Linked DNA regions of Mus musculus: all the other regions are linked to region 4. A link is a loop called in an ENCODE intact Hi-C map of the cell type or tissue named here. Cell type or tissue: left cerebral cortex. All regions are shown on one strand. Links, peaks and the distances in the headings refer to the core of each region. The heading gives the core; the rest is flanking DNA. Region 1 overlaps Grik3 (glutamate receptor, ionotropic, kainate 3). Region 2 overlaps Gm32611 (a long non-coding RNA gene). Region 3 overlaps Grik3 (glutamate receptor, ionotropic, kainate 3). Region 4 overlaps Grik3 (glutamate receptor, ionotropic, kainate 3).

Evidence for each region. Hi-C counts contacts between places; a loop is a spot of excess contacts. Peaks named below come from ENCODE experiments on the same cell type or tissue, not always from the same donor. Only the 100,000 strongest peaks of a DNase experiment are listed, where the experiment ranks them.
Region 1: it touches region 4 in a loop (2.1-fold over the local background); 4 of 42 quality-filtered maps call a loop at or near these places.
Region 2: it touches region 4 in a loop (2.7-fold over the local background); 3 of 42 quality-filtered maps call a loop at or near these places.
Region 3: a loop joins it to region 4, with 2.2 times the contacts of the local background. A loop is called at or near these places in 3 of 42 quality-filtered maps.

The regions. Positions count from the first base shown.
Region 1 is chr4:125,644,408-125,646,907 of GRCm38, forward strand. The region is part of intron 5 of Grik3 (glutamate receptor, ionotropic, kainate 3); the gene reads left to right. Among named protein-coding and RNA genes, the nearest start is that of Gm32807, 85 kb to the left of the region's middle. In left cerebral cortex, for the core only: no CTCF peak of the experiment used is centred there; a DNase peak (open chromatin) is centred at 945; H3K27ac peaks cover 368 bases.
Region 2 is chr4:125,158,201-125,162,680 of GRCm38, forward strand. All of the region lies in intron 2 of Gm32611 (a long non-coding RNA gene), which reads left to right. All of the region lies in intron 2 of Gm40245 (a long non-coding RNA gene), which reads left to right. Among named protein-coding and RNA genes, the nearest start is that of Gm40245, 10 kb to the left of the region's middle. In left cerebral cortex, for the core only: a CTCF peak has its summit at 2,298 (motif pointing right); a DNase peak (open chromatin) is centred at 2,320; H3K4me3 peaks cover 202 bases.
Region 3 is chr4:125,623,981-125,626,480 of GRCm38, forward strand. All of the region lies in intron 2 of Grik3 (glutamate receptor, ionotropic, kainate 3), which reads left to right. Among named protein-coding and RNA genes, the nearest start is that of Gm32807, 65 kb to the left of the region's middle. In left cerebral cortex, for the core only: a CTCF peak has its summit at 1,056 (motif pointing right); no DNase peak of the experiment used is centred there.
Region 4 is chr4:125,702,433-125,704,932 of GRCm38, forward strand. It overlaps Grik3 (glutamate receptor, ionotropic, kainate 3), which reads left to right. Exons shown (of 16, transcript NM_001081097.3): 14 at 1,901-2,123. Among named protein-coding and RNA genes, the nearest start is that of Gm40249, 130 kb to the right of the region's middle. In left cerebral cortex, for the core only: a CTCF peak has its summit at 1,120 (motif pointing left); DNase peaks (open chromatin) are centred at 232, 653 and 1,107; H3K27ac peaks cover 1,129 bases.

The DNA.
Region 1 (2,500 bases), core at 1-2,500, 58 kb before region 4:
AGAGTGTGCTATCTGCTCTGCACCAAATGATCGAAAAATGGCATCTGGGACATCACATGTCTTGCCCAGAACTCAGAACAGATCATTGATAAAGGCTTAGGCTCTTAACTCTGGGTCTTGCCCTGTGGCCACTCCAGGGCACTGTTCTTCCTCCCACCCCTTTCTGAGCACAGGAGACCAGGCTCTTCCAGGGATATGTGTCCTCCACAATACGAGCAGACAGCTTTATGGGGGTGGGGGGGCTGTGTATCATGGGTCTTCCACGGCAATCCCAGGACACTGCCCCCATGTGTCAGGGCATCCGCTGTGTCCCCCTAGGTCCTCTTCCCTGATCACAGCCCATTGCCAGCTTGAGGGTCTTCCTTCCAGCCCTGTTGGCTCAGGGCTCTGCCTCGTGACTCCCCCTTTTCATGCCCATTGGTCAGTGGTGGCTACACTGGGGAGGGCAATGGTATTTGGCATTTTATCTTAGGAAAGGCGCATCATCAACCTTTCCCCCCTCGAAAAACCTCTCCAAAGTCACTTCTCCCACGCAGAAGACATTTTAATCACCCCAGCCGCCATTACCGATGCCAGGCAGCTTTGAGCCCTTCCCAGATAACCCTGTGCTAATCAGCCACGGCTGAGCCCCCGGTGCATGGCATGAGGAGGTAAGAGCCTGGAGGTGAAAGAGAGAGAGGGAATTATAATAAATTAATAGATAAGCAATCACAATTAATGCCACTTCCCGGCAATAACAGTTACATCATGGGAAAGATATTTTCATCTGTCGTTCCTTGAGGCCATGTTTCCCGAGCATCGGCTTCTCCCCATTCAGACCCATGGGGTGCTAATGAATTAGTCTATTATGTTATGCTGAATGTTTCTAAAAGGTCCCCAGTCGACAGTGAATTCAGTGTGTCAACATTTGGCATCGGAAATGCAACTTTTTGCCAAGCTGCAGAGTTGCCCACAGTTCACCGTGTTGAGCACTTAGGGTCTTGGCCCCGGGGCAGTTTGAACAAAAAAACACGAAAACAAGAGCTGAACAAAGAGGCCTCTTCTCCAGCTCCTCCATGCCACTGCCCTCATACCCCAGGGATGGGGGTGCTCTGTGCCACTGGGCATAGGAAACGCACGTCATAGAGAAGCCCAGACGGGAGTCTGACTTGGAGGGAGTGACTCCATGCCCTGCCACCCACTAGAACTTACATCTAGACTGTCCCCCGTGGCCTCAGCTCCTGCTTTGGATACTTGTTCCATAGCTGGTGGCAGTAATTTTGGAGGACCTTAGGAGATAGGGCCAGCTGCTGTAACTAGGTCCTTCAGGGTTACACACAGCCCCTGGTTCCTGCCACACTTCCTGCTTCCTGCTCCACCATCATAGGAACACTTATTTCAACACATTCCCACCTCTCCAGTGTCCACTGCTTACTCTCCCTTCCCCTGACTATGATAGGATCCAAGTCTCTGAAACCCAAAGCTAGAATAAGCCTTTATTTGCTTGAACTTGTCTGTCAGGGATTTTGTCACAGCCCTGAAAAAAAGCAATCCCATGCCCCCATTGCAGCTAGGCACCAGGCAGAGCAGCCTCTCTAGCACGTGAGCCTCCCCATCAGTGGTTCTCCATCTAATGCTGCGACCCTTCAGTACAGTTCCTCATGATGTGGTGACCCCCAACCATAGAATTATTTCATTGCTACATCATAACTTATTTTGCTACTGTTTGAATCATAATATAAATATCTGATATACATGATATCTGACATGGCATCCCCAAGGGGGTCTTGACACACAGGTTGAGAACCACTGCTCCCCACCAAAGCAGAGATGCCATCCTTCATACTGAGTCAGAGGCCCTGGGAAGGCTACTAATTGAGCCTCTGTCAAGTCTTGGCAGAGCCTCACACTGAGATGGGTGAGCATTAGGCATGGTCCCAGCAGCTCAACTCCAGCCCCAAACTTACATACACACTGCAAATCGACAATCTGCCTCACTCTCCAGGCCTTCCTGGAAGGGGCTCTTAGGCCTGGGTCTAGAAGCAGACTTCTATCAGTGGCTCACCCTTCTTCCCAGGCAACTCACCGGCCTACTCCCAACTCACATCCTCACAGAGAGCCTCCTCCAAGGAGACGGTAAACATTGAAACAGTCAGGACGTTGCTAGCCTAACTGACACTTCTTTCCACAACCGGGGTCAAGAATGCTTAGAAACCCCATGTTGTCACAAGAGGGGCTCAAAAGTGCCTAAGAGTTCATAAGGATGTCAGACCCCAGACCTTAACAGTCGCTGCCTGTTAGGAGGAAAGCCTGGGGTCCCAGAACCAGAGCTGGATCATTGATAGACTTGTGTCTATGTAAAGGAGCGACCAAGGGGCACTTCCAGGAAGGACTGCTGCTTCTCTGAGTCTCAGAGAACAGCGCAGACACTTTGAGCTAACCCGGTCTAGTGGCTGGGATATATCCAAAAGCATCCAGCGTAGAATGAGAAGCTCTGGCAGGTAGGGCAGGGCAGAGGAAG
Region 2 (4,480 bases), core at 782-3,281, 540 kb before region 4:
CTGACACACCAGGCATGGGGCAAAAAGCTGACTCACCCCAAGAAGAAATCTTACCTCTTCTAAGCCCTTTGCCCTACTAGGGTGAGCTCAGACAGAAGGGACCTGAACAGTGTGGCCATATCACACGTGGTGACTCTCTCATCTGCTGTGAATGGTAAAGAGGGCCTTGTTTCAGGTAGGCTGGAGCTTAGACCTCAGGGGTTCTTCAGGGTCTGAGTCTAAGGTGGGACAAATGAATAAGGGGAGTCGGGTGGGGGCAGGGTCCCTGGAGATAGCATTGTCTGCTCCTGGGTGATGTGAATGGGAGAAGGCACTGGTCATAGGCCAGGTGCTACTTTACAGTGTACCACACGGGTTAATTCATTTAAGCGCTCAAACACTGTGGAAGCAAGAACGTTAGCACCACACCATAAGGGGGAAGGAAGGATATAGGTGCCCGAGTGGTTGGCATGGATCGTCCGTGGTAAAGGCTACTCCCCAACAGATGGCCTTGAGTGTCTGCACCATTGCAGGATCGTTGAGTCTCCCTGGCAGTTTCCCTAGCCTGGATGTCCTTGAGGACAGTGATGGACCTGTCTCGGCCTTCTGTCCCCAGAAACTGATGCAGGCCCAGTGCCAGGAAGTTGATTAGAGACTGGAGGGAAGGGAGATGGGGAGAGGGGAAGGGAAGCTGATGGAGCGAGGCTTTCTCCGGCATCCAGGGGGCGGGGCTTACGCAGACCTCCACCAGCATCCAGGGCTTCCTGCCCCGTGCCTGTACCCACCCCAGCCTTCTGGGATCCCATCTGTACCGGTCACCCATGGGTGCTCCCCTGTCTCCTGAAGCTCAGCCGTCCCCTTGTCCAAATCCATTTTTCCACCAGACAAACGAGGTCTGGGCCCGCCTTCCCATTCCATCCGACAGGCTGGCTGTCAGCTGCCGTGGCAGCTGCTCTTGTCAGAAAAATTAAGAAGGAAGCAAGAGACGACACAGCCCCTGAGCTGCCAGCCGGGCAGAGACTCCAGGCCGATTTCTGCTGGGAAGGGATTGGGGAGCCAGCCTGGGCCAGTGGGGACATAGATCTCCAATGGTTCTCCTCCCCTAAGAAGGAAGGGTGGTTAAAAGTATGGTTTCCTGAGCCAACCCTCGGGTTGAGTCTCAGCTCTGAGTTGACCCCGCTGTGTGTTTCTTTGGGTCTCACTGAACCTCTCTGGGCCTTGGTTTTCTAGATTCTAAAACAAAATAAGGATAATTAGGTACAAATGAAGGGATTTATTACTAGTGAAATGCTCGGAACAAAATGTGTACCTGGCATCTAGCGTGATGAGTGCCCCTGGCAGTTTACGGAGGATCCCCTTGCCCCAGGGCTTGAGTATGAGCGAGAAGCTCTGCCTTGGCTCACACAGAGCCAGAGTGGTAGGGAGCCACTGGAGAAGGCTTCCTGTATTCTACAGGCCCCTGCGGACCCCAGGCCTGTTCCCTTTGCCCTGGGGACTTCCAGTGTGACAGGGGAGACTTAGTATAGGGACTGGGTACATCAGGAAGGGAAGGCATGAGGAGGATGGTGGCTGGTGGAGAGGACTTTCTGGAAGGCTGGGGAGACCACAATTGGCTGAAGGGTGCAGAGGTGTGAAGTCCCCCCTACCTTTGTTTAAAAAGGGTGTGTTTGTTTGTTTGTTTTTGTTATTTTGTTTTGTTTTGTTTTTTTGACAGGCTTTCTCTGTATAGCCTGGCTAGAACTCACTCTATAGACCAGGCTGGCCTTGAACACCGAGATCCACCTGCCTCTGCTTCCCAAGTGCTGGGATTAAAGGCATGCACCACCACTGCCCAGCTTAAGTTTTGTTTTGCAAGGCAGGATCTCACTCTATAGCCTTGGCTGTCTTGGAACTCATTATGTAGAACAGGCTGGCCTCAAATTCACAGAGGTCTGCCTGCCCCTGCTCCTGAGTAGGCCACTAGGCTGGGCCTAGACCTTTGTTTTGAAGACAGTTTTTTTTTTTTTAGGTGACTTGGAACTCACTATGAAGTCCTTGTTGGCCCCTTAACTCCTGGATTCTCTGTTCCTCTCCTAAGTGCTGGGGTTACAGGCAGGAGCTCTAGTGCCCAGCTGGTCTCTTCAAAAAAAAAAAAAACCAAAAAACAAAAAACATCTCCCTATGTTACCCAAGTTGGCCTCACAATTCCTGGGCTCAAGTAATCCTCCTGTCTCAGCTCCTGAGTAGCTGGGCATGCCACCAAAGCCCTACTAAGGCCTTCCCTAAGGGACTGTAGCACCCAGCTTGCAGGTCACGCAGCAGCTGAGCGCTGCAGGCTCCGTCCAGAAGGGGGCAGCCGCGGCGCGTGGATGTGTGTCAGCTTTGCTGAGCTCCTACCTAGGGAAGAGTCTAGGCAGGAGAGCTCAGACGCCGGTGTTCAGGTTTTCAGACTGGAGCGCCACCGTCACATCTCAGGAACAGTCCCGCTAGAGCGCAAGGACGCCCACAAGAGCAGGGGCCTTTAGTCATTCTCAGTCCTGGGACCATGTTAAAATCACTCCCGCAGTGCTAAAAATCTCCAGAGCCTGTGCCTTCCTCAGATTGCTGTCAATTAGTCTCTGGGGGCGGGGCCCAGGAACCGCAATTACAAAAAAATCTCCTCTGACATACTTAGCAGATCTGGTCGCCAGGATCTGAGATTGAATAAACACAGTCCTGGCTACCTTTTTCTTCCTGAGAGGGAAGTCCCGGATGGGGGGGACAGTCCTGGGAGTTCCTTTGGTTAGGGTTGGTTTCAAGGGTGAGAGGTGACAAAATTGACAGTGGACAAAGGTGCTTGCTCCCACCCTCGGAGGGGGAAGTTCTCAGAGGGCAGGTAGGTAGAATACATGCGTTCTTGAGCATGTGTGCACAGGCATGCTTTGAGAGTTCAGGGTGACTACGTGCCTGCACACACATTTCTCTGGCCAGTACAGGTGCTACATATGCATGCTGGTATAGGAGAGTTATTCATACTCAAGAGCTGCTAAACAACTCCTGTACAAATACGGGTGTGTGCGCACGTGCGCGCGTGCACACACACACACACACACACACACACACACAGAGAGAGAGAGAGAGAGAGAGAGAGAGCTGTGCTTTTTCCCTGGCTCACACGACCCACAGTGTGTGGCTACCTCAGGGGTGGAAACCTGCATGCCCCGTTTCCATGGGTCTTTTCAAGCCTCTGCAGGCGTGAAGCTTTGCTGTTTGAAGGTCTTTTTCCTTTCTTCTCCCGACCAGCCTGATCGATACGCCTCCCTGGTGCAGCCTCCCCACAGACCACACACACAGACTGGATCTGTGCGGACAGAGTCAAGTGTGGGCTTAGAAAAACCCACAACCCTTGGGGCCGGATTCTTTCAGCCAGGCTCCAGGTTGGCAGCTGGCCTTGCTAGTAGCAACCTCCTCATAGCGGATGCAGCTGGCACTGGGCACTGGATACCCACCCAGCAGGTCAGGCCCACCATGTTGAAAAGGATATGGGAGGTCCTAACGCTGGATGGGGACAGAGAACTCCTGGACAGACCAGTTCTGTTGGTGAAAATGGTGTGTGTGCTTACTGGTTGGTTGTTTTATTTGATTCTCTTTGAGACGAGAGTTCAGACCCGATGAAGAGTGAGCCATCTTTATTGTCACCGTGGTGGGAAGTGGAATCACATAGGAGACACACTTTTGGGTGTGTCTGGAAGGGTGTTCACTGAGCAGGGAAGGTCCTCCCTGAATGTGTGTGTGTGTGTGTGTAGTTGGGCTGGAGACATGGCCCATTGGTTAAGAAAGCACACTGTTCTTGTAGACAACCTGGGTTTCTTTTCTAGCACCCACACGGAACAGCCCATAACAGCCTGTACTCCTAGCTTCGGGGAGCCCACTACCATTTTTTTTTTTTTCTGGCCCATGAGACCATATGCACATGGTCCAGCCATCACACGGTCACATAGTTACAGAGAAGGCAATCTGGGCCGCACAAATCTCTTTGCATCATGATTTTGAATATCATGTGACCAGCCACTTCATGGCCTAGCCACCATAATGGGACATGACCCCTTACAGTATGCAAGGATAACCCCTGCGTCCTGTAAGTTGCTGCTGGTGAGGTGTGTTAGTCTAGCAAGGAGAAACATAACTAACACAGCTTTGACCTTCATTTAGAATGGAGGTAGCTTACACAGCCATGTCCACAGACAGCATGTCCACAGACAGCATGTCCACAGACAGGACCCTGTTGGGCATGGTCTGGGTTGAGGATGTTGGTTCTTTCTGTGAGAGAAGCCAATGTGCCTTTCTGTGAGGCACGTGCAGACCCCACACCCTGGACATGTGGCTTGGGATGGGACCTCAGCACCAGGCCACATGGGGGAGGGTCTGAGCTCACCTGTCCATAAGCTTTGAGGCAGGCCGCTTTATAGGGGTGAGGGTGAGGGTGCACTGAGTCTGTGTAACGCATTATCTGATGTTTGTTGTGTTGTATGGTGGTGCAGGA
Region 3 (2,500 bases), core at 1-2,500, 78 kb before region 4:
CCAGGACCTTTGAACCAAAGGGAACATTTTCAAACTTGATTTTTCTTTTCTATTATCCCTATCAGTGGACAAATATTATAACTATGTATGCTATAGGATGTGCTGTTTGGATACATGTGTGACTTGTGGATTGCTCTAATTGGAGGACCTCGCCCATCCACCACATCTAGCATTTATCTTTATCATTTATCATTTCTTTCAGGTAAGAACACTGAAAACATGCGTGCAACACATCATATTAACCGTAGTCACCTTGCTACGGGTCTTATTGCATCTTTCGTTGGCATCCTACTCGAGTAGCAATAGGTAGCATACATATAAAGCAGAGACTGTATTAGCCCCAGAGCACACCATCTGCCTGCCGTAAAAAGACTTTATAAGCACAGCGTGCTGCTCAGTGCCCGCAACATCTTGACCCCAGAACCTACAGAGAAGCCCTGAAGTCTGACACCGGGCCCTGTGTTCATATAAGTGTGAACTTTCTGTTGTCTGTTTCTGAGTCACTAGAAAGACCTGACTCACAACACAAGTTGTGGTGAGTCTAGTCAAAGTTGTACCTCACCTAAATCCTTAAAAAAAAAAAAGACTAAAACCAGATATTCCCCATATCTTTGCTAATTAGCAGACATATTTATACTTAAAAGAGGGAAATTCCATTGCCCATGGGTCTTCAAACATACGCCACAGTGCCTGACTTCTCAGTGCCTGGGTGAACAGCCAGTTTCCCGTGTGCTACCCAGCACACCCAAGTGCACAATGGGTTTTTTGTTACTATTTTTGTTGTTGTTGTTGTTTTGTTTTTTGTCTTTTTGTTTTTCAAGACAGGAATTGTCTGTGTAACTCTGGCTGTCCTAGAACTCACCATGTAGCCCAGGCTGGCCTCAAACCCACAGATCCGCCTGTCTCTGCCTCCTAAGTGCTGGGATTAAAGGGGTGCACTACCACTGCCTGGCTTGTTGCTATCTTTTTTAGATGATTTATTTTATTTTTGTTTTTTGTGTATGAGTGTTTACCTGTGTGTGGGTTTGGGCACCGCATGCATGCAGTGCCTGCAGAAGCCACAAGAGGGCGTCAGATCCCCCTGGAAAGCGGGTTTGATTGTGAGAGTGCTGGGAACTGAGCCCGGCTCCTTGGCTGGAAGAGCCAGTGCTCTTAATTGTTGAGCCATCTCTCCAGCCCCATTTTTGTGTCTTTTAAATGACAGATCCTATACACACACCCACTCGTGTGTTCATACACACAGTGAGCCCGCCAGGCTCATGGACTCTACAACCAGGGACCAAAAATACTCAGGAGAAGAAAAAAGAAAAGAAAGAGAAAAAGAAAGAGAAAAACCCAGTTGCTTCTGTCCTAAACATATATAGACTTTTCTGTGTCGTTTTCCCTAAACAATAAGCACAGCACCTATTTACATAGCATTTGCATTGCATTGTGGGAAGAGGCGTCTTGAGACTATAGAGCATAAGGCACAGAGTGAGGAAGATATGCAAATACCAAGCCCCTCTGTGCCAGGGACCCAGCATCTGCCAGTCTGCTATCTGCAGGGGGTCCTGGAACCAATTCCCTGCAGATCCTGAGGGAGACTGCATATCTGAACTATATTTTTACATATATATTTAATTCAAATTCAACTTAAAGGCTTAGATAACTGGAAATAGCTTCCATAGAACCTTCGATTTCCATGTAACCATTTAAAGATCTCAAGCCTAAGGAATCTCATTTCCAAAATGACTAGGTCATCTTTTCCGAAATATGATATCATAGCCCATCAAAGCTCATATCACAATTTTTAGTTAAATCGTTGTGTTTTAATGCACTTTCTCTTCTCCCTCGAGTTGTTGAAGGGGACACTCTCTTTGGGTATTTGATCTATTCCTGGGGCACCTGAGGGGTCAGGGACGATAGTTACTGCTCAGTAAAGTGGTTGCTGAATGAATTGATGAACCATGAGAACCTAAGAAAACATTGTCTAGGACCCCTGTAAACTGAGTTTAGGGCTAGGACCCCTGTAAACTGAGTTTAGGGCCAGCATCATCCACGTTTGTTCTGCTGGCTGAGACTCACCCAGCTCTCTGAAGAGTTTCCGATTTCTCTTCATGTAATCTCCTGGGCTGCCAGGGGCAGAGAGGCCACGATGTTACCTGTTCGTGGCTGTGTTTTCCAAAGCCCCATTCTGGTTAACTTTTGAGCGCAGGAAGTCTGCAGAGTGTGGCTGTAGAGCCAGGCTGCCCAAGCTGGTTTCCCAGCAACTACTACCTCAGCTATGTTGGAAAAAAATGCCTCGGTTCCCTACGATGTGAAAGCAGCGGCTCTGTTCAATGCTTAGGATTGTGTCTGACACTCTAAAAAGTGGGACTTGGCTCTAGGTACACTTGGCTCCTCTTTTCTACCCACTAGGCCATCAGGGCAGGGCCTGACTCACACAAGGACTTTCCCTGTTGTCACACACACACACACACACATACACGAGTGTACCTATGGTCAGAGGCCTCCAAGGTAT
Region 4 (2,500 bases), core at 1-2,500:
AGAAATTGGGTAGTGCTAAGGATAGGAGCTTGCCAAGCAGGAAGAGGGGCCAAAGGAGCTGGCGGAGGAGAATCTGCATATCAGAAATTATCTGGAAAATGAGAAACATCTGGAGCATCCGAAAAACCAGGGATGAGAACCATCTCTGAGGGAAGAGGTGTTGGCGGGGGAGCACTTGGGGAGGAGCTGAGGTAGAAAGAGAGCTGGAAGGTGGCTGGCTACAAAGTTGGGCAGAAGGCAGGTGGCTGTGGGGGTAGGGCCGCTGAGAGCAGCAATGGCTGCCTACAAAAGTGGTTGGGTGAAGCCTAGAGAGCCAGGGCCATCAGAACCCTTTGTGCACCGGCTTTGAGGCACGTGAGTTTGCAGGCAGGGAACAACAGCTCTGTGAAAGGTTCCACGCCCTGAAAGTACTCAGTGACTCCATGCTGCTCTGATATTCATTCCTGTGCTGTGCTCCGTCCCTGGACCGTGCTGTGGACATCGGCCACCAGTTTCAGAGGGCCTATCCCATGCCAGAGCCCAGAAGCACCCAGAGAGAAGAAAATACATGTTCCTCTCGGGCTTCCTGCCCGCCTCTGGCAGCCATGGCCTGATTCCCTGCCCTTCCCCCAGGCCTGTGCCAGCCTGTGGGAGGGCACCCATCTTGTCACGTGTATCAGAGCTGGGCTGGGTGCCAATCATACAGGCTGACATCACAGAAAGCCACTTCCAGAGTAGGAAACAGCCGATACAATAGGGGCTCTCAGAGCCACCTCTTCCCCCAGGACTAAGGCAGGGCTGGTCTCTGTTGGGACCAGGCAGCTGGCATACATCAAGTTCCCAGGGTGGCTCATGCACACATAACACAACCGGGGCAGGCACAGCAGCCCACCCAACAGGCTGCCACCCCACCTATGGTCTCAGGCATGAAGCCGGCACAGGGACCTGCAGTCCACTACTCCCAGGAGCCTCACCCTTTTCTCTGCTTGCAGTTCCCACTGGGCCTCTCTCAGGACTGAGAACAGACCAGAACCATACTCAACTCCTCTCCTGACATAGAGTGCACAAAAGGGGGGCACAGCTTTGGAGTGAAGTGGGGAGACAAAGTCCACCGAGCTTTACCTTCACTTGTGCCCCCTAGTGGTTACTCGGATACAATGCAGCTGTGTGGGTAGGCACTTGGATTGTCTCCAAAGAGTCTGGATTTGAAGCCTGCCTCTACCATTTCATCTCTGGATAGCCTTGGGTGAATTGCTTAACAGTGTTTCAGCTTCCCCGTCTGCAAAACGGGCTGATAACACGTACTTCCTGTGATTTCGGCGAGTGAGTTCCTACAGCTAAGGCCCTTAGAACAAGACCTCTGCTTGTTAATTCCCTAACAGGTTTTGGAGAAAACTGATTTTGAGGAAGTCAGTCAGAGACAGGAGACTTTAGCTAGGTCGGCAGAGCATCTGCCTCTCATGTACATGAAACCCTGTTCAACCCCAAGCATCATATAACCCGGATGTGGTGACCCACCTGGGTTATATAATCCCAGCACTTGGAAGGCAGAGGCAGGGGTCAGAAGTCTAAAGTCATCCTCAGCTACCTAACGAGTTTGAGGCCAGCCTGGGCTAGCCTCAAACCTCTCTCAGAGTTTAATTAATTAGTTCCAAAGACTGTGCTATGGCAAAAATCCAGGGCTACCAGGGAGTGGGCCAGATTTTGGACCTCAGCGAACTGTGCCCAGCAACACCTCATGTCTTGGGCCTCGGTTTCTATACCCGTGCAGTGGCAGTGTTCCCTAACCCTACAGATTATACCCAGAGTTGGATATATGCAGAGTTGGAGCCATGCTGAGTGACTGAAGGGAGTGGAGCATGGGGGGGGAGGGGGGTTCTGTTTGCTTTGGTTTAAATATTCACATCCCTTTGCCACCCAGAAATCCAAGATCTCCACCTTTGAGAAGATGTGGGCCTTCATGAGCAGCAAGCCCTCGGCTCTGGTGAAGAACAACGAGGAGGGCATCCAGCGGACGCTCACAGCTGACTACGCCCTGCTCATGGAGTCCACTACCATAGAGTACATCACACAGAGGAACTGCAACCTCACCCAGATCGGTGGCCTCATCGACTCCAAGGGCTATGGCATCGGCACACCCATGGGTGAGCGAGCGGGGCACGGGGAGAGGGGTGCAGTGCAGACACGGGATCTTGAGTTCTTCCACCCTCCTCTTTGCACACAGTCCCCAGAGTCATTTCACGGAACCTGGGAAGGTGATGTTTCCTCAGGGGAGCAGAGGGATGGAGACACAATCCTGGCTTGGTCATCCCTGGCCTGTGAGGGCGGAGACAGCCTCTCCTTGCCCTCTCCTGGTTGATGCACCCACACACAGGGCCTCCCGGGGCCACAGGTTCTATGCCCAGTGAGTAAGGCCTCCCCACGAGATACCTTACCTGGACTTGAACAGGGTCCTTATTGAGAGAAATCCCTGTTGGAGGCTGGCAGAGGCAGCTCTAGTAAAGAGTCCCCACTGACAGCC